Linked DNA regions of Homo sapiens: region 1 is linked to region 2. A link is a loop called in an ENCODE intact Hi-C map of the cell type or tissue named here. Cell type or tissue: heart left ventricle. All regions are shown on one strand. Each heading gives the region's core, and the rest is flanking DNA. Links, peaks and the distances in the headings are about the cores only.

Region 1 (10,289 bases), core at 1,467-9,466, 56 kb before region 2:
AATATTAGCTAATATTTACTGCATGCTTGCTGTGTGCCAGAAACTGTGTCCAGTGCATTACATGGACTCTCATTTAACCCTACACACTGGGGGCTGGGACCATCTTCCAGGTGGTGAAGCTGTCACAAAGAGACCAGGGACTTTAATCAAGGGTATACAGCTCATGAGTGGTAGAGCCAGGACTCAAATATGAACCTGTGGAAACTACAGTCCAAGCCTTTCCTGCCCTCCCTCACACAGGGAGCCCAACAGCACCCCCAGTTGAGGACCCTGGGGGGCTGCATTGGTCACCCAGGCCTGGCTCGACCCCTCCAGGCTGGGGCTGTGTCACTGGCCTGGAGAGCCCCTGGCCTACAATACAAGGTCCTTGATCTCCAAATCCATCCGTCTCTTGCACATGGGTAATGAGGGTTCAAAAGTGTGGCATGGCTGTAGCATTTATGCAGTCTGCAGACCCTCCTCATCACATGCACAATCCACCTGGACACAGCCCCACCACCCACGTTAGTCCGCTCCTGCTAAGGCAAAGCATCCATGTCTGTGACCTTCTCTGGAGCAGCAACCGCAAGCATGAGGGGAGGATGGCGCTAACAAAGCCTGGGTCAAAGTCCGGGCTCTCGCCACTCTGAGCCTCCTTCTCATTCTCTGTAAGGTGGAGATATTAATACCTGCCTTGAAGGGTTGTGAAGAGGATAAAAGCTGGGTCCACGTGGGGCCTGGCATAGCGTAGATACTCAAAGGGTAGATGATAAGGAGGAGGAGGATGGTGGTGGTGGGAGACAGAGAAAGAGACCTGCGGGCACACAGGCGACATGAGGCTTCCAGGCCTCCCGTGGCCATTTCCCTGTCTGCCTTCTCTGCCTCTTCTCCTCTTCAGCTTCTCAGGGGAAGCTCTATGGGAGACACGGAATGCATCGGACTTATGCCTCCCTTTCTCTTTTGGAAAGAGTTGCCTTCTTTCCAACTGTCCCGTCCCTCTGCCCCTCCCTGGGCCTCTGCCTCCCTGCATCTGCCACCCCATCCTTGCGGGCATTGTCTTCATGCCTGCCTCTCTCTCCCTGCTCCCCCCTCCTCTGCTTAATCATCTTAATCATTGTGTCCTTGTAACTCAGCCCCAGGCTGTCTGGCGGCAGCACTACCCCACGAGGTGACAACTCTGAGTCACACACACATTTGGATGCCAGCACTGTGACTACCGACCCCAGACCCCAGCTGCAGGCCCCAGACACCCCTCAGGGACTCAGCAGCAGACCCCAAACCCAACTCAGGGACTCAGCCTACCGAAACACCGAGAAACCCTTCCAGGCTCCATTTCTGCTCCCCTGGGGGAGAATAGAGAAACAAGACCCTGGCCGCGCTCTCTGGGGCAGGATGTCCAGCAAAGGGCTCAGACTGGCCCCTCTGCTCCCGCTTCTGCAGCCCAGGGTCTCTGAAGTGTGGTGGGGAGGGGAGGATGTAGGATCCTAGTCTCTCGCCAGCCTTTCTCAGCCTGTCCTCAGCACCAGGCCACCTAAATCAGCCAGAACTAGAGGTGCTGGTTAAAAGGTAGGTTCCTGGGTCCTGCCCTCAGGCTATGTCTTTAAAAAGTGCACCAAAGTTACAGTTACATGCCCCCTCCTCCTTTCCGAGCAGCCCCACCCAGCCTCTGTCTGCACCTGAAGCTGGCAGGCTGTGTGTGCCCTTCTGCAGGCCGCAAGCCCAGGAGCCCGCGTCACGCACACAGGATGTTCCAACAGCACCCTCTCCTGGAAACTCCCTTTATTTTCTGAGAGTCAACTCAAGTTCTTTTGGTGACCATACCTAGTGTCTCTCAGAATCTTACTCCGGGAGGGAGGTACGGGGAGGCAGAAGGGAATGGGGAGCCTCGTCTGGAGGGCCCCTCCTGAGCCTGTCGGGGCCATGGACAGTGCAGAGAAACACCCCATACCCAGGAACTAGCCCACCCCTGCACCTCCCCACCTCCCTCCTTCCTCCTCTGAAACTGCATCGTTCGCGTGTGTGTGTGTGTGTGTGTGTGTGTGTGTGTGTGTATGCATGCTAGAGAGAGAGAGAGAGAGCATGTTTCTCTTGGAGAAGGGCAGCTTTGTTTATTACGGCTGTAACCTTGGCTTTTGGGTAGAGCAGGGCAGTGGGAATCTTTGGAGCCTGGAGCAAAGAATTTAATATTCATAAGTGACCTCACCATAAATGGAGTCCAGCACCCCCGAAGGACTCACAGATGATGCCCGCTGCCTCCTCCCACGGTTGCCTCTCTCAGGGAGTTCGTCAAAGCGTCCAGACACAGCTCCTGCCCGGCTGCCTACAGTGTCTCCAGACCTATCTCGGGCTCTGGACTCCTGAGCTGCAGTCCAGGACGGGGATGCTAGGGGGGATCCACCCCTACCCACACAGGGGGTCTATACAGGTGCCTGGATACCAAATGCAGGGTAAGCACCCTGGGGTCAAGAGAATGGGCTCAGGGTCAGGGTCTCACACATAGTAGGAACTTGGGACATCAGTATAGTAGGTTCTGATCGAGCATTTTGCATATGTTAACTCATTTAATCAGCACAGCAACCCCAATTACAGATGAGAACATTGAGGCAGGGAGAAGTTAGTAACTGGCCCCAGGTCACACAGCCAGTACGTAGCAGTGCTGAGATTCAAGGCCAAGGATTATAGAGCGTGAGGAGAATCTCACAGATACACGTCAGGCCCATATTCAGTTGCAGAAACCTCTAAATTTTTAGCATCTATTTTAGAGCTTGACACTCAGAATATGCACACTGAATATTTGTTGAATTGACATCTCGCTGGGCAGAGTGAGCAGTAAATATCTGGCGAATGGAGGGCGGATGAATTATGCGCAAAAGGGATTGAGCTTGTGAACACAGAAGGAGGCTCAGGATTCCATGTCAGTGACCACCCCCAGCCCCGACACAGAGAGGGAGAGGGAGAGGGAGCCGAGGAATCAGGGTCTGCTCCCCACCCTTTCATACCAATGAAGATGTGGGCAGGGAAGCCTGGACCCTCTTCCTGAGGCCTTCCAGGGGAGCCTTGGAGCCACTCTCCAGCCATTCAGGGATGAAAGCCTCCACCCACACTGATGATGTCATTGTCCTGCTTTGAGAAACGCTGGCTGAAGCCCCTCTGCCAAAACACTTCGGCACATGCACACACTTCGGTGGTGGGGAGCTCTCTCAAACCTTGCAGCAGGCCATGGGCCTCCTCTCCTGCCAGCCCAGGGCCTTTATGCAGAGGGAGTGTGCTAGAATCAGTATGGGGTAGCACAGGGCAGATGGTGCAGTTGGGAGACCCTCCCCCCACTCCCCTGTTTATCTAACCCAGAGCCTGCCTCTTGTGTTTATTTTTAACAAGCAGAATGATGGTCCAGGTCTTTTCTACTTTTCCACTTTTATAAGCAAAGGAAGGAGAAGAAATAAGTCTCAGGAGGCGGAGGGACAGAGACAGGCTAGGGCGTTGCCCCCTGTGAGGCTCTAGGGTTTAGCTCTAATCCACAGAAGACACGTCCCCTTCCCAATCCCATCCCCACTCCCGTCAGGTTCTCACCCTCCAGGAGCTCCCATTTGGGAAGACAAAAGCTACGCACTGGAAACAAGTTGCCCCTTGTTTGGCCACACGTGCAGAAGTCAGGGGAGGCTTAGGGATGGGTAGAATTTTGAAAGCAAAAGGTAGTGGGAAGTAAGGGTGCAGACAAGACTAGGAAGATAGGTGCAAACTAACCCAGAAGGCAGTGTGGTTGGTAGCAGGTACTGTGTAAGAAAAGGAAGGAGAGCTTAACAGGACGGAGAGGGGGAGATTATGGAGCCCTGCCCAGATGTTCCTTAGAGAATTCTACAATTGCAAGGCGCCTCCGTAAGACGTCTTGTTCATTCCCATACAGGTGGCTCAGGGTTCCACAGCCCTTCTTGCAGACTGTGCTACCAGCGGCCGAGCCTCTTCTTAGCAACTGTCCAGAGACGAGGCACAGCACAATCTGTTTCCTTGTATTGGAAATGTGCCCGGTGGACTGAAAGCAACCTTCCCGGGAGTCGCCATGTGGACTTCCCATGGGCTCGCTGTGCTGTTTGGGCCAAGCCCCCTTCAGCAGTAGCATGCACTGTGATGACCCTCACCCCAGCCACCTTCCCTTCCTCAGCTATTGACAGCCATCCCTTCTCCCTTTCTAGAGGGTATCTTGGCCCACCCAGCCATTAATTTGCAAATGGGCCATTTCTGCTTCAAAGGGAAAAAAATTTTTTTTCTGAGATCTAGTTTTTAAGTATTCTCAAATGACTAGTGAGAATCAATCTGAGATCTAAGAGTTTGGTGCGTATTGAGTGTGGATTCTCAACTTCCATCTTTATTTCTTTATGTCACGACTTGGCAAGCAGGTGGATGAATGTGGGCCTGGAGGCATGGGTCCCTACAGAAGCCATGTTCGTCATTTTTTTAATTTGTTCCTTCCATTGAGCTGCTGCTGCTGATTTTTATCCCTTTCTTCTCCTCCTCCATTCACCCTCCCAAAGCCCCTGGGTAATTCATCCTTTGTCCACAAGTCTGGCCAGGCCCAGCTTTGTGCCAGCAGGAGCCAGTGGGGCACCCAATAAAGGAAATGCCCCAGGTAAAGGGTGACACACCGTGTCATCTAGGGTCTTTGCGGTTTGGGTGACGCACTGTGTCATCTAGGTTCTTTGCGGTTTGGGTGACGCACGGTGTCATCTAGGGTCTTTGCGGTTTCGGTGACGCACCGTGTCATCTAGGGTCTTTGCAGTTCAGGTGTGGAGATTCAGGGGAGTTCTGAGGAGGGGGAATGGGTGTGAGTTGCAGTCGTCAGGAGGACTTCCTGAGGGAGGAGGACTGCACTGGGCCTTCAAGAATAGAATGCTCCCCAGGCCACAAGCCTAGTGGTGAGTGGGGAGGCAAGCTGGCTGCCACTCCTGAAACCCTGGGTGGATAGGTGTCCCCTTCTGTTTAATATGCACCTTCCCCAAAAGAGGGTGATCTTGCAAGATAGAGGGTGACCACAAAGCAGATGGTCTGACTCAAGATAATAGTCCCTGGCTGCCACCTCGTCCCCATGGGGGCTGGACTAGGCTGCCGCAGCCAAACCACCCTGACTCTTTCTACCCCTCCTACCTAATTGCCCCATTACTGTAAATAATATCTTCCCATCCGAACAATTAGCCTCCTCATTTTGAAACTCCTGGTTTGTTTTTTCTGGTTCTGAGGCCTTAACATTGGAAAATACAAACATATCCGGCATCTGTCTGCCGTCTCCCAGCAACCATCCCAGCCACTAATGCACTTACAGCCCCCACAGGCCTGCTCCCCAGTTCCCATCTCCCCCGTGTGTGTACACACACACACACACACACACACACACACACACACAGCATTGTTGAGTTCTGGGAGGTAGGGAGGAGCCAGCTCCCTGGCATCTGGAAAGCAGACAGGGAGCTGGCTGGCTGGAGCTTCCTTCAGGATCTGCCCCACCCTCCGTGGCTGGGAGATCTTTAAAAACAAATCCCAAGCCTTCCTTCAGTGGATGTCCAGAGTCACTGGTCCAGCGGGGAGAGACAGTCTGAAAATGATCTCAAGGCAAGAACGGTCTAGGTATCAGCAGCGGCAGATACGGTTGTGGTGGTAGTAACGTTGACAACAAAAATAATGCATCCACTATCTAATATTCACATTCCTTGCACCACTTTACGGATCATCTTTAAGTCCATCCAATCCTTTAAACAAGCTCAGGAGATCAGGGGAGAATTGTTATCTCCATTTGCAACAGGGAAACCAAGGCCCAGAGGGTCTGTAGTTTGTCCAAGGTCCTTGGAGGATAAGCAGGGGAATGGCTAGTTAGACAGATGGGTAGTTAGGTAGGTAGATAGGTGGATGAGTAGGTGATTGCAAGGGGTAAATAGGTTGACAGAAAGACTAGATGACTGCAGCCAATATCCTCGCTCTCCCCTCCAGGCCACTCATTGCAATAATCACCTGCCCCACAGGATACAGTTAGTTGTATTTTAAATTGAACCGGTGCCATTTATTAATTATTCCCTGTGGGCCCCACCTCCTCCAAGGAAGGAGACACCACTTCTCCTCTGTGCCTCCCTTCCCTCCTGTGGCTGTATTTTTGGAGCTGAAGCTGAGGACATCTGGTCTGACATGGAGGAAATGCTCCTCAGATGGTAGAAGAAGTGAAATCAGGGCTGCCCTGGGACAGCGGGCTGAGCCTGGATGCTTCACACTGGGCCTGAGACAAACTGGGCACCCAGCCATGGCCAGCAAGGCCTGGTGGGGCTGAATGGGAGCAAGGACGTGCCTGCCCTTCCTCCTCAGTTCTCTAGGATGTCCTCGGAGCTCCAGGAGGAGAGCGCAGCCCAGCCTCCCCTCCTCCCCACCTGGTTGTTAGTTCCAGCACGTTCCCCCTCACCGAGGCCCCCCAGCCAAGGCTGCCTGAAAAACTCCACCGGGAGCGTGTACAGGACACCTTGGGTCTAATGTAACATTTAATGGCCAAATCTCCCCAGGTCCCTGCATTAATACAAAACTGCTTTACTCATTCTAACCAGACAGAGTCACATGGCTAATGGCTCCAAGGCTGAGCCTGGGCAAGAGGGAGGTGATGAAGGAAGCAGGAGCCATCAGCACCTTGCTGTGGCCTTGAGTGGCAGAGGTGGGCCATCCCCAGGACCAGAAGTCATTGTGTGACCTCTGAGGACAGGACCCTGTAGTGTTCATGTCTACCTCCTAGGAGCCTAAGGCAGGGCTGTACTACACATCAGTCATCATTTAATACACATATAAATGTCTTGGGGACAAATGTTTCCCCAAAGAAATGCAAGACAGGCATACACTAGCCCCTGCCCACCCTAAGCCAGAGATGATATGATGCTGTCCAGCCACACAAACTGAGCCCTGCCTCCCACACCGGCCTGAGGGGACTCAATTGGTTCCTACCTGGGAGCTCCAGGGATATGGGGGGACAGGAGAGCTGGTGGGGGAGAGCTTCCCAGAGAAGAGTGACTAGGCCAAGTTGTGGAGGTCCCCAAGGGCTCCAACATGGTCCTAGCCCCCAAGGTCCTTGGAGTGGTCAGGAAGACAAGACTTCTTAGGAGAAGAAGGCACACAGTGTCAGAGGAAATAAGGTCATTTGGACACTGATAGCAGGGCTGTGGATGTCCAGGGGTGTGGCACAACCCTCATGAGCTCCTCAGTATTTCAGACGCACACATGCACACACACACATGCATGCATGCATACATGCACACACATGATCAGAAAAAAGCCCTCCAGAAATTGACCTAATTTGGTTGTACTTTCAATTTATGTAAACCCCACTTTCATGGACACTGAGGGACAAGAGAAACTGTCCCATGGCCATCCAAGTACTTCCAGATTGTATCCATGCCTCCCAAACCCACCGCCTGCCCCTCTCAGGGTAAAGCAGAGCTACCCTCACTCCAGTACTAACTGCAGCCAGGCCTGCCTCTGGCCAGCTGCAAAACCTAGTGAGAGTCCCTTTGCTTCTCTGGGCCTCAGTTTTCTCATCTGTAAAATGAAGGGGCGGGCCTGGAGAGTCCCTGGGGCCCTCTGCAGTTCCAGCATCAGGACTGAGGAGGCTGCTGGGCTCTCAGGTGGAGGCAATTTCCCAGATCACTGAGCCCCACCTGGCCACCATTGTGTGAGGCCTCCCCTGGGCATTAGCCATCTGGAAATATTGCCATCCATCTTTCTGAATATCTGGTTAAAACACTTACCTAATCCTAACCTAATCCTTTCAATTTGGGGAGAGAATTGAAGAAAAAAAAATGCAAGCAGCCTGAAGCCTGAATGCTAACAGATGGGTAAAAAGTATGTATAAATTACACCCGCGGCTGTCAATTCAAGCTCTCTAGATAAAGTGATATGAAAGGTGTTTCATTTATAGGGGAAATTAATTGCCAGCTGTATGACTGGATGGTGTGAAGAAACCACAGCCACACGATGTGTCCCGTATATTTTTTCTGGCTGGATTCAGTACCTTCTGTGCCAACGGCTCCTGCACCACTCCAGACCTGGAAGGCACCAGGGTAAACATGACCCTGAACCACTATTCCAAAGTTAGGATGCAGCCAGGGAAGCTTCAAACATGGTAGGGTGCACGACATTGAGAGGTAGGGTGCCAGCCCCTCCTGCTACCAACCCTGGGTCTCAGTGTCCTCATCTGTCAGGACAGCTGCTTAAACTGTATCTACTCTATCTACTCTGTCAGCATCCTGGGCACAGGATCACATCCCAGTCTTCTACATACCTTCATCCTGCCTTGCCAAGCCCCTTGCCCCACCATGGATACTCGGTCCATTTCAAGGGGTAACACTGACATCTGGAACACCAGTCACATCATTTAGTCTGGAACCAACCCACTCTTCACTGACAGTCAATCACTTGACCTTTCAGGCTTCAGTCTCCACATCAGCATAGTGAGGTTGTCTTAGGCAACTTGGGCTGCCATACCAAAAACCACAGACTGAGGGGCATACAAACAAGACAATTATTTCTCACAGTTCTGGGGGCTGGGAAGTCCAAAATCAAGGTGCTAGCAGATTCAGTGTCTGGTGAGGGCTCTTTTCTGGGCTTGCAGACAGCCGCCTTCTTGCTATGTCCTTTCATGTTGGAGGGAGACTGAGCTCTGGTCTCTTTCTATTCTGTTAAGGACACTAACTAATCTCATCATGAGGGCCTCACCTTCCTGACCTCATCTACACCTAATTAATCTCCCAAAGGCCCCACCTCCCAATACAGGTTTCAACATAAGAATTTGGGTGGCAGGGGGACACAAACGTCAAGTCCTTAACAGAGGCACTTAGCTGGAAGGTCCACAGCTCCCAGTGCTGATGTGTATTCTGACTGTTAAAGTTCTCATTATCTCTGTCTCTGGCTGTGGAGATCAGGAGGCTGAGAAGACAACTCTACTGGGAAATAGAGGCAGCCAGGACAACTCCTCTGCCCACCTGCCTGGATGTGTCCTCGCCAGAGATCCTTTATGGGGAAGAAGTGTGCATCACAGGAAGAGACGGCAGCCACTCTAATGCCTTACCTTGGTCCTCCAGGACACAAGATGGGTGGGAGTGGGGAAGCAGAGTGCTGGCCAAGCCAAGACCATTTATGCCCCCATTCCCCCAGTTTCCATAGTATCTCCCCCACAACCAACCCCACCAAAAGTGCTCTCTGGATCGTTTGGTGAAGATATCTATATCCCCAGAACCATTTCTGAGAAGGGAAGACTGCAATGCTGAAAGGCTTCCCGGCTCTCAGAGTGCAGGGCCCCTGACACTAGGACCTTGGCACCAGTGTGCTTGCCCATCCTCACCCAGTCCCCATCAACCAGGAGGAGGGGTCTCCCAGCAGCCTCCAGCTTGGGAAATTGCTTCTGGTTCCTGCTTCTCCTGCCTTCTCATTCTTCTTTCTTTCTTGGGCATGGGGTGGGGCAGGCAGAGCTCAAGGTGGGGCCTGCATTGAGAGTCAATTTGGAGGTACACACTTGTAGCCACCTGCCACCCACTGGGGAGCCTGGCCCCCAGCTATGCTGCATGCAGCCACTCTGCCAGCTGCCTGACAAGCCCCTGGGGTCTTTCCATTCTGGCTGGGGAGGGGGTGAGTGAGAGGATTTCTATCCTGTGCTCCCCCCATTATCAGAACTATTAAGACAATGAGCTAATATTCTACTCAGATTTAAATAATAAATTAATCTGCATTATATTGAGGAGGCCTGAGAGAGACTTAATTATCTGGTGTACTTTTGGGTGGAAATGAAGGTTGGGAATTGTGCTGGGAATAGACAAGCTCCCTGTGATCACACTGATGTGGGAGTTTAGATTCTGGGGCTCCTGGGCAGAGGTACAGAAGTGCCCCGACTTCCCTCTAGCCCCAGCCATTCCCTCCAACATGGGGAGAAGGCGCCTCTATTTCTGACCATCCCTTCAAAGGGCTGCAGGAACAGTTTCTGAATTGTGTGTTCTCCTGAGCAGGCAGCCTAGGAAGTGAAGAACCAAAGCCTCTGTATAGCCTGAGCTGCTTGCCAGGGAAGTGCTGGGGCCACCTGTCCCCCTAAGCAAACAGGAATAACAGAAACTCCCCCAGAGGGCAGAGGTCAGCCCTGGCTCTTGATCCCCCCTCTGCAGCTTCTTGCTGTGTGACCCTAGGCAGCCTGCTTGATTTACCCCAGCCTCAGTTTCCACATCTGTGTAATGAATATGATACCAGCTCTGTCCAGGGTCTCTAGAGGATAAGACACTGCAAGGCGAGGAGCTTTTAGCACAGCACCC
Region 2 (10,289 bases), core at 887-8,886:
CACGCTGCAGGCTCCCATGTGGCGCACGCTCATGGACATATGCCACCTACAGCATGTGGGGAGGGGGCGTGGACAAGGTGTCCTAGAAGCCATCCTGGAGCTAGCAGGGGCAGAGGGGCCATCCCAACAGGGCTGGCTGGCAGAGAGCTGCTGTGCCTTCACTCCTGGGTGAGACAGAACAGGCTGAGGCCCCAAACCCTGCACAGAAGCAAGCCTGGAGCCCCAGAATATTCCATGGGCCCATCCCTGAAGGATCTGTGCAGCGTGAGTGAGCGTGAGGAGTCCAGACTGCTTCCTGACAGTGTCCCTGAGTGAGACAGTCGTGCATGACTCTGTGCCTGTGTGTGTTTGTGACCAGGGTGGATTCACTGTGCATGGCTTTATGTGCCAGATTCAGTGTGGGTGGGGGCAGCATTTTGCGGTATACTGGAGGCTGTGTCTATAAATTTCTGACTGTGTGCACGCTCACACTCCTGTACGTGTGACGCTCAGTGTGACAGTGAGGCTGCAGGGAGGGCAGGATGCGGTGACCATCCTCAGGGGTGTGTGTGGGTGCACGGGGGAGTGGACATCTGTCCTGTTTTCTATGCTTCCCACCTCCCCCAAGCATACCCAGAGGTCCAGCCATGGTGAGCAGACCACAGCCCAGCACCCCTCCCACACACATTTTAATCAATTTGGTGCTTTCTTGTCAAGAAGACAAGCTATTTGCTTCCTGAAGATCAGATGGTGATGGATGAAATATAGGGAATAATTAAATTAGCAGTGTAATGGTGGTGCAAGGCTCAATTAAAAAAATATTTCCATTGTCATAAAGTCTAGCCATAAATTTTAGGAGCCCTACATTCCGGTGGCCTGCAGTGCTTGGCAGCCCGACTGGCTGCCCTGTGGGTGTGGACTCTGATCTGATCTAGGGAGGCCCAGGGAAGGGCTGGGCTGCTTGAAGGAGATTGGTATCAGTAATTTGAATGTCTCACCGTGCCCCACCTGGTCCCCATCTCGTCACATCTGAGCAAGACAGCGACAGCCTGAGAGCAGCCTCTGGTGCCTGCTCCATGTTTCAGGTGCATCTCCAACTCTCAACCATAGTGACCCCTCATTTCCTCTGTGTTTCTTCTCACTTTAAGCCAACCATCAGGAACTTGGGGTGGGGGCTAACTCCCACCCTGTTTCACCAGGGCAGGACCCCAGTCTGTTCATGAGGTGCTGGGTGGTGCCTCCGAGAGCCTTCACTGGAAGCCTCAGAAAGAGCCATCAAGAGGTGCACAGGAGCACCCAGGAAGTCCCTGGTAACTAACCGATGGATGACATGGCCCAGGTCACCCTTCAGGGCACTGCAAAAGGTCTCCTGGACAAGAGGGTCCAGGGTGACAAGGGCTGAGGTGCTCCAGGCAGAAGCAGAGGGTGTCGGGGCTTAGACTGGAAGGGCATGCTCGGGAGGCATCCTCAGCATGTTCTGTGGAGGCTCTGGGAGGCCCCCTACTCCCATGTAAGTTGGACTTTTTGGCTTCTCCCTCCCCACCGCACTTATTGCAATAACTACTTCTCGTATGGCCCATTATGCTAATGAATGACAGCAGCAGACCTAGAAGGGTGTTTGCTGCTGTCTTGAGCTCATTAGTAACCGAGAAATGCAACAGGAAAGCTAGAGAGGGCATGACACCAGGTTTAACCAGGGCCAGGGCACCACTGGCCTTGGGGAGGGAGAGGAGGAAGAGGAGGAGGATGGGAGAGACTGGAGGAGGAAGACAGAGAAGAAGGAGAGAGAAGGAGGGGGGAAAGGAGGAGAAGGAGGAGGGAAGGGAGGGAAGAGGAGAAGCAAAGGGCAGAGGGAGACAGAGGAGGAGCTGGGAAAGGAGGAAGCGTCAGAGTGCAGTCAGAGGCCACAGGTGGCCTGTTTGGGGAGAAGGGACAGTATTCCCTACCCCATCTCTTCACGCAATGGTGCATGACTTCTGGCACCATTAGGACCAAGCCTGACAGATGTGCTGAGCTTGGCATTGAAGACCTCAGCCTCACCTTTCTTTTTCCCTTTAGAGAAGCCCCTCTCACACCTCAGGTGATCCCTCCTCTCTCCCCTCAATGAAACCTGCCCCAAAGGATTTACCCAAATCACACTGCGCTGTACAGTACCCTCCCCCCTCCCCCAACTCCTGCCTTCCACCGAGTGTGGCATTAAAGCAGGGACAATGACAATAAAGGCCACAGAGGGCCACAGAACCTCATCAGCTGGTGGGAAGGAGGAGGGTCTGGATGAATACTAGGGAGAAAGCTGGCTTCCCCCAGCCCCAGGCCAGGTGAGATGAGGCCCTACTTTCCTCTGTTCTGATGAGAGAGTGCAGGGGGCTCCCTGCCCTTGGCTCCTTCGCCAGGATTGGGGATGCTGTGGGCCAGCACCAAGATCTACTGGGATTACAGCTGGAAGGAGCAAAGGGTCAGACTGGAAAGCAGGACATGAAGATCTGCTCAGGATGCTGCAAAACAAAGTCCCACCCGCAGAAGGGCTGCTAGGGTACAAGGAAAAACCTGCAGCTTCAGCCAGCCCTGGACTCTTCCACCAGCCTCCTGAGGCCAGAAAAAGCCCCAGACCAGAGTCCTCAACTTTACATCGAGACTCTGGGTTTGTCCAAAGGAGTTGGAAGAAGCAACTGAATTCAGTCCTCTCGGGGTGGAGACTGGCAAGCCGGACTCAGCTGGGCCCAGCACGAGGTGGGCCCTGGATCCTGAATCTCCAGGATTGAACAACAGCCTCCCGTGAGAAGAGGGGCGCTGGAGGTCAAGGAAGCAGTTGGCTGCGTGTGGTTCTGGGTATCCAGGCCTCATCCCACCAAGGCAGAAGCCAGCCAGGGTCCCAGGGCAGGTTGTGAGGGCCCCTTGCTGCTCTGCTGGTTTGGGGAGGGAGCAAGGCCTGGCCCAGAGGCATGGGTTCAGCTTCACCATGGGGTTCAGTTGGCCCAGCCCCCCACTCGGGATGGCCCTGGTTGCCGGGAAAAGGCAGGGAGGAAGGGGCAGCACAAAGTAATGCCCAGGACAAGGAACCAGGGGAACTTGGGGGCCATCTGTCTCTTCTTACTGCTAGAATCTGTACCATGGGCAAGGATCAAAGCAAAAGCCCCACATCCTCCACTGAGGCCAGCCGGGGCTGGGGAGCCGCCTCCACAGCGCAGCAGGCTCAGCCCCGTGCGTGCCGTCTCTCTATCGCCAAGAGAGCCCCAGGACCAGTGAGAGGCACAGTCCATCATTTCTGCCTGCCAGTGGCTTCTTCTTCAGGTCACTGAGAGAGAGTACAAACTTGTCCTACAGAAGACAATAACACCTTTTTAATGCTAAGAGAATTCACAGAGCCCCACTCTGTACATACCCTGAGGTATGAGAACAAAGTGAAGAGGTGAACATGCAGTCAAGGGCTTCTTCTTTGAAACCCTAGAGAGGAAACTATTTAGGAAAAGAGAGACTATTTAGGACCATAACAGTTAAAGATTATTGAGAAAGGGACTGAATTGTACCTAGGTGTTTTTTCTTTATAGGCTTGTTTTAGAAGACTTTCCAATCTCGTTTAATGGCACCATGTTCAAGTTAATTTAATTCAATCAAAAGTTCTATTTTGACTTTTTCTAAGGATAATTAGTGGGGAAGCGTGTGTTCTCACTCTCAGTTAATGGCACCATCATCTAGACAGTCTTTGAGTCAGTACGGCTCTCCGCCTCACTCTCCTCATTCCCATCAGCTGGTTCTCCCTCAAGCTGGTTCTCCCTCAAGCTGGCCTCTCCACACAGCACTGCCTTCCCGTCTCTCCCCACGACCGCAAGGTATCCTCGCTCAGCCTCCTACCACTGTAAGCCACCACTCTCACCTTATTTCCTCCTTACTTACCTCATTCTGATGTTGCCACCTCTGTAAAGGCTTCCTCTTCATTGAGTTAATTATTCCTTTCTCTAAGCTTCCAGAACACTGTTTATTTCAACACATCACATAATAATTGTCATCCTCTTTGTACATCTGCAGGTCCACAGAGCAGACATTCTTTAGGGGGACAGCGGGGTATGTGCCTGGAATATAAGAGTAGGCAAATTAAGGTGGCAGAAGAGTGAGAAAAATCAATACATTCATTCATCATCTCCAGGTAATATGCCCAAAGCAAAAAGAATATACCAAGGTAGATTCCACCACCTGGTGGCCATATTTAGAATTGCAAGTTTAGTTTATTTGGATTAAATTAATTCTTAAATCTAAACTTTTGAAGTTTCAATAAATGTCACACTTGAGCACTATGAGTGTAGTATCTGAAAATAACAGCCTTGTCATTTCACAGACTTATATGAAGGTAAAATGTGTTAACTGATGAAAGTACTTTGGAAAATCAATAAATACATATTGAAAATAGTCCACATGTGGGGTCTCTGCCAGGTACTGTGGAGCAGAGAGCTCCCATGTAGATGGGAAAACAGGATTCGCACTTGAAACCACTAGAGAAACAAAACTGTAGGTGTGTGGCACAATATCATAGAAAAAGCATTCTGGACAGGAGGTCAGGGAGGGCTGGCTCCATGCCCAAGGCAGGGTTTGCAGAATGAATCAGGTTAGAATAAAGCCAGTAGGCAAGAGGGTATTGTGGGCTGGGGGAGGTGGAGGGGAGGGGAGACATTGGCTCAGTTAACTACTGGCCTAATTGACTACTGACTAATTGATTAACCAGGTGGCATGGACAAGCTAAGATGGGGAGAAACTACAGCCAGTAGCAACCCCTACTTCCCTTGACATGCCTATCATTGCCACCACCACGGCATTAATCTAGTTAGAGGTGATCACATTTTCTTTCTTTTCTTTCTTTCTTTTTTTTTTTTTTTTTTGAGATGGAGTCTTGCACTGTTGCCCAGGCTATAGTGCAGCAGTTTGATCTCCACTCACTGCAACCTCCGCCTCCCGAGTTCAAGCGATTCGAGATTCTCCTGCTTCAGCCTCCGGAGTAGCTGGGATTACAGGCACATGCCACCACACCCGGCTAATTTTTTATATTTTTGGTAGAGATAGGGTTTCACCATGTTGGCCAGGCTGGTCTCGAACTCCTGACCTCAAGTGATCCACCCGCCTCAGCCTCCCAAAGTGCTGGGATTACAGGCGTGAGCCACCACGCCCAGCCTAGTGATCACATTTCCTTAACAAAAAAATCAGACACACAGCCTGACAAATATAAGTGTGTATTTATGAGGACAAAGGGAGAAAAGGCTTGGAATGAGGACTGACCCAGCAAATCAGAGACGTATGGTTCCGTACTCATTAGTAAGTTTAATGAGGGATATGAGTCCACTGAGGAGGGCAGGTGGCTCTGGGACAGGCAGGACTGGCCACCTCACTGGGTGACCTGTGTGAAGAATGGGTCCTGGTCCAAGAAGGAGCAGATAAAGCAGGAGGGGCTCCTTAGCCATTCTGCTCATGAGTAAAGGAGCTCATGATGGCAAGTGGGATGACAGTAGCCACTCTGGCCAGCTGAAGTGACCCGTGATGTTCCCCATTTATTTCTCCTACCACCTTCACTTTGCTCTGCTTCCTGACACCACCACCCTCCATAGGCTAAGGCTTCTGCAGAGTCCCTTTCCTGGCAAGGCTCCCAACATGGCCCAGGGGACCTCCAGGCCAGTGTCCCAGGCCTGTGTCTACATTACATTCTGAACCTGCTGAGTCTCGGTGCTTTCCAGTTCCTCCGCTGCAGGCTGGCTTCAGTCCCTGCCCGCCCCTGTCTGGACAAGCCACAGGCCCCCAACAGGGCCCCTCTACACCCTGCCCCACCTATGTGTCCTCCCTCCCCTGTCCTCATCCCCAGTCCCTCTGCCTCCCTCCCTAGAGCGGAGGCCGGCCTGAAGACAGATATTAATGTGCAAATTAGCACAACCCGACTGGGTCCAGATTGCCACTTAGAATTTGCATATTAATAAATGTTTTTGTGACAGCATTTAGCAGCTCAGGAAGGACAGAGTGTCTCCCCTCCCCCAGCCCCATAAATGAGATAACAAGCCTGGGGAAGCCAAATTTGTCCCCCTCCCACTAGCCAACCTGTACGACTTCCTCTCGTCAATCAATCAATCCATGTATCTATCTCTCTGTCACCCCCGCATTGAGCGTCTCTGCCCAGTCTCCCAATTAGCCATGCAGGAGGCAGGACAAGCTCAGCACCGTGGGGAGCAGTGGAGGAGCCGTCAGTGCAGCAGGGTGTCTGGAAGGAGGAGGAAGAACCAGCCTCCACGCACCGCCCCCCACCCCCTCACCGCCACAACCCACAGGGCAGACATGGTGGATTTAGGGAGAATTCCTGCTTTTCCAATCGCTGAGGGTCTGCCGCCTTCCTAGCCAGCAAGGAGAGGAGCTCAGGAGTTGGCAGGGTCCCTGGACTAGCCCACCAGAGCCCTGGCCCTGTGGCTGGTCCCAGTTGTAACTTGTACAAGACACAGCACCCCTTTGGGTCTCTATTTCCTCTTCTGTAAAATAGGGTTAATACCCGACTTCCCTGCCTCACAAGACTATCATGGGAATCAAACGAGATGTGGACGTGCTTGGAAAAGAAAGGAGTGGTTTACAGATGCCACATGGCATTTGGCATGGGAGGAAAAATTCCTGGGGCTGCATATTACAGACTTCTGTATTATACATGAACCATCTGGAAATTAAGTATTATGTATAACAGAGTTTTCAGCTGGCTGAGGATTGCCTCCTTCAAGCATCAAAACTTTTAAACTTTCATTTTAACTGCTTGAAGGAAACATCCTTCTAAAATGCACCCCAAGCTCTCGGTTTCCTTATTCAGTATAAAACCAAGTTTTCCTCCTGCCCCCAGTTTGTCTCCATGCAGGGTGGCGCTGTCAGGATGCCCAGGACAGGGACAGGGCCATTTCCTGCTGCAGCACCACCCACGTCTCCCTGCTACCTTCCTGAGCCTCCTGCTTCACCCAGTGGCCGCTGCTCTGCCTGGTCTGCCAGGCCTCAGCCTTTCTCAGCGCCTCCTGGCCTGTATGATTAAATCAGTGGCTGGGTACAGTGGCTCATGCCTATAAGTAATTCCAGCACTTTGCAAGGCCAGAGGATGGCTTGAGCCCAGGAGTTGAAGACTAGCCTGGACAACATAGTGAGATCCTATCTCTACAAAAAATAATACATACATACATACATACATACATACATACATACATGTATGTACTATTACATACATAATATTGTTATGTATATAATAAAATTGTTAGAGCTGGCAAATCAGCTCTAACGATGGGAACTGGAATGACCAGGCCACCCAGGAGTAGGAGTGGGCCACACTCTATCCAGGGTCAGGGTCAGGGCGCTTACATTTCTGTGGAGGGGGGCAGGTGAGCAGCTTGTCAACATTGTTTGTAAACTGGCAGTTAATAGCCCTAGAGTGGGCTTTCTATGAGCAAAGTGCACAAGAGTTTTAATACACGGACTGTAAATATTTTACGTTTGTTGAATCAATGAAGGGATTAATAAACCCTAAGGGCCTTCATGACCTACTTCTCAGTTCTGTGTTCATTTGTGTTCTAGAGAAAAAGGCAGCCTGCTTGCTAGTTTTGTTCTGGATAGAAAAGGCATGACTCAGGCATGTGTGTACACATGCACCCATGTGTGAATTCACCACCTTTGCCTGGTGAAAGGGGTAAACAGGGGCTCTGGAAGCAGTGGGCCAGCAGGTCTGCATTCTCCAGTGCCCAGGATACATGGTGAAGAGGGAGGAGCCCCTGGTCTGGGATCATCGTACCTAAGACAGAGCCTGGTTTGGTTATGGACCTGCTGTGTGTGTGTCAGGAGGGCAGGTCTGAACCTCTCTGGACCTGTGTTTCCCATTCTCTGAAAGAGCTCCTGCTAAGAGAGGCAGAGAAGGAGAGTGGTTAGAACATGCTCAAGAGCCAAACTGCACATGCTGACTGCTGATGCCAGCTCTGTGGGCCTGGGCTAGCTGCCTATCCTCTCTGTGCCTCAGCTTTTCCATCTGTAAAATGGGATGGTAACATTCCCTGCCTCATAGTGAAGTGGAATTCTGTCAACAGAAGTCAAGCACTTAGAACAGTCAGTGCCAGCACATGATAAGCTCTAAGTAAATGTTTGCTGTTTTTACTTTTGCTTTAACTTCCCTACCAGGTCAATTTAAGGACCACCAGGTTTAACATAAAGAGTGAGCCTTTAACTCTAGTTACAACTTTCAGGCCACCTTCCCAGTCCAAGGCTCCTCCTCCCAGGCCTAGAGCACATGAAGGCCCCCTTTACAATCCCTGGGTTGTGTCTTCTTCCCTGCTTGGCTCCACTGGGCCCATCAGTAAATATTCAGTAAGACTTGCCAGTGGTAAAGCACTCAGGGTGAGACTGGGACCGCACAGGAACTTGCTAGGAATTCTCATAGATGCAGGTAGTGGGCCAAGCCAGAGGGAGAGCTGGGGCTGACAGGAATCTGAGCCTTGACCCAGAGGGCAGCAGTGAGGCATGGAGGTCTCCTTAGTCAGCAAAGCAGCTAAAGACATCCTTCAATCACAGTCTAAAAACTCCAGCATCCGAGTCCTGGCCTGGGTAGTGGGAAAGATGAGGACAAATAGAGAAAACCATCCCTGCCATCAGAGAGACCCCATTCAAATGGGGGTTTTGCCTCCTCTATCTCCCATTCTAAAGGAATGTTCATGTGAAGGAGTGTTCAGTCCCTACCCTAGGGTGCCTGCAAGGCTCCCACCTCAAGGAGCTTCCTGCCTTCCAGAGCCCCCATATAATGTGATACAAGCATCAGCATTCTGGGAGTTCAGAACTCAGAGCCAGGGGGCCTAAGTCAAGCAGAAACAGAACATGAGGGCCTCCTCCATTGCCCTTTAGAGCCCAACTTAGAGAGTACCTCCTACAGGAAGCCTTGTCTGATTTTGTGACATAATTGCCTAATAGATTGCTTACATTCTTTACTCCTACCTGGCCTCCTGCAGTCTACGACTAGACCTTATTCCAGTACTAGTGTACGGCCTGGCATCAAGCATGCCCTTGATACTTATTGTTGAGTGGATGAATGGTAGGTGGATGGATGGATGGATGGATGGATGGATGGATGGATGGATGGATGATGGTGGATGGCTGATGGTAGATGGAGGGATGATGGATGTATGCATAGAGGAATGGATGGATGGATGGTAGATGATGGATGATAGAGGAATGGATAGATGGATGGATGGTGGATGGTTGATGAATGGATACATAAGGATATATGGTGGGTAGATGATGGATGCATGGATAGAGGAATTCATGGATGAATGGAGGAATAGGTGGATGGATGGATGAATGATGGATACTGGATTGATTGATAGATGGATGGATGGATAAATGGATGGAGGAAAGGATAGAAGGATAGATGATGGATGGATGGATGGATGGATGGATGGATTCATGGAGAAATGGATAGAAGGAGAGATGTTGAATGGATGGATGGATGGATGACTGGATGGATAAATGGATAGAGGAATGGATAGAAGACTAGATGATGGATGGATGGATGGATGACTAAATCAGGGGATGGATGGATAGATGGATGGATGGATAAATGGATGAAGAAATGAATAGATGGATGAATGGTGGATGAATGGATGGATGGATAGATGGATAAATAAATGGATGGAAGAATGGATAGATGGATGGAGAATGGATGGATGATGAATGGTGGATGGATGCTGGATTAATAATGGATGCTAGGTGGAAGAATGACTGATGGTTTACTTGTAGATGGGTGGCAGGAGTACCAGAGGCCAGAGTACAGAGAAGGACGTGAGTGGGCAATTGGGCAAAGACATGAGAATGGGTTTGGGAGGAGTAGTTGGGAGAGAGAGCTTGAACATAGACCTTCAACCTGAGGCATAGGAGAGAAGACTCAGCACCACATAAGCACTGGGGAAGTTTCCCCAGAGGGACAGTGACAGATAAAGTGGGGAGTTGGGGGAGTGGTGCTTGTCAAGAAGTGGGAGGGATGGCAGCTGGTCCAAGAGGGAGGTGAGAGCAGGTGAACTTCTCTCTGCATCTGAGAAATCACAACAGCATTGGGAGTGCCAGCCTGGCACCAGTAATTCAACCTTGGGTTCAAATCAAATACAGGACAACTGGACGGGAGAGTGGAGGCACCAGCCACAAGCTGAAAGGGCCTGGCTCTGGTTCAGTGAAGAACATGGACAGAAGGTCTGGTCCTGAACACATGAGTCCCTGAAACCCATCCACCCTCTGAGTGGAAGGGTGGGTCTAAGGGTGAGGAACCCCGGAGCAGGAAAGCATCT

The links. Peaks named below come from ENCODE experiments on the same cell type or tissue, not always from the same donor. Only the 100,000 strongest peaks of a DNase experiment are listed, where the experiment ranks them.
Region 1: it touches region 2 in a loop (4-fold over the local background); 13 of 110 quality-filtered maps call a loop at or near these places.

What each region holds. Positions count from the first base shown.
Region 1 is chr18:37,436,359-37,446,647 of GRCh38, reverse strand. All of the region lies in intron 2 of CELF4 (CUGBP Elav-like family member 4), which reads left to right. Among named protein-coding and RNA genes, the nearest start is that of SNORA111, 25 kb to the left of the region's middle. In heart left ventricle, for the core only: a CTCF peak has its summit at 1,739 (motif pointing left); DNase peaks (open chromatin) are centred at 1,685 and 6,258; H3K27me3 peaks cover 1,127 bases.
Region 2 is chr18:37,379,916-37,390,204 of GRCh38, reverse strand. All of the region lies in intron 2 of CELF4 (CUGBP Elav-like family member 4), which reads left to right. Among named protein-coding and RNA genes, the nearest start is that of SNORA111, 81 kb to the left of the region's middle. In heart left ventricle, for the core only: a CTCF peak has its summit at 4,189 (motif pointing left); no DNase peak of the experiment used is centred there; H3K27me3 peaks cover 1,952 bases.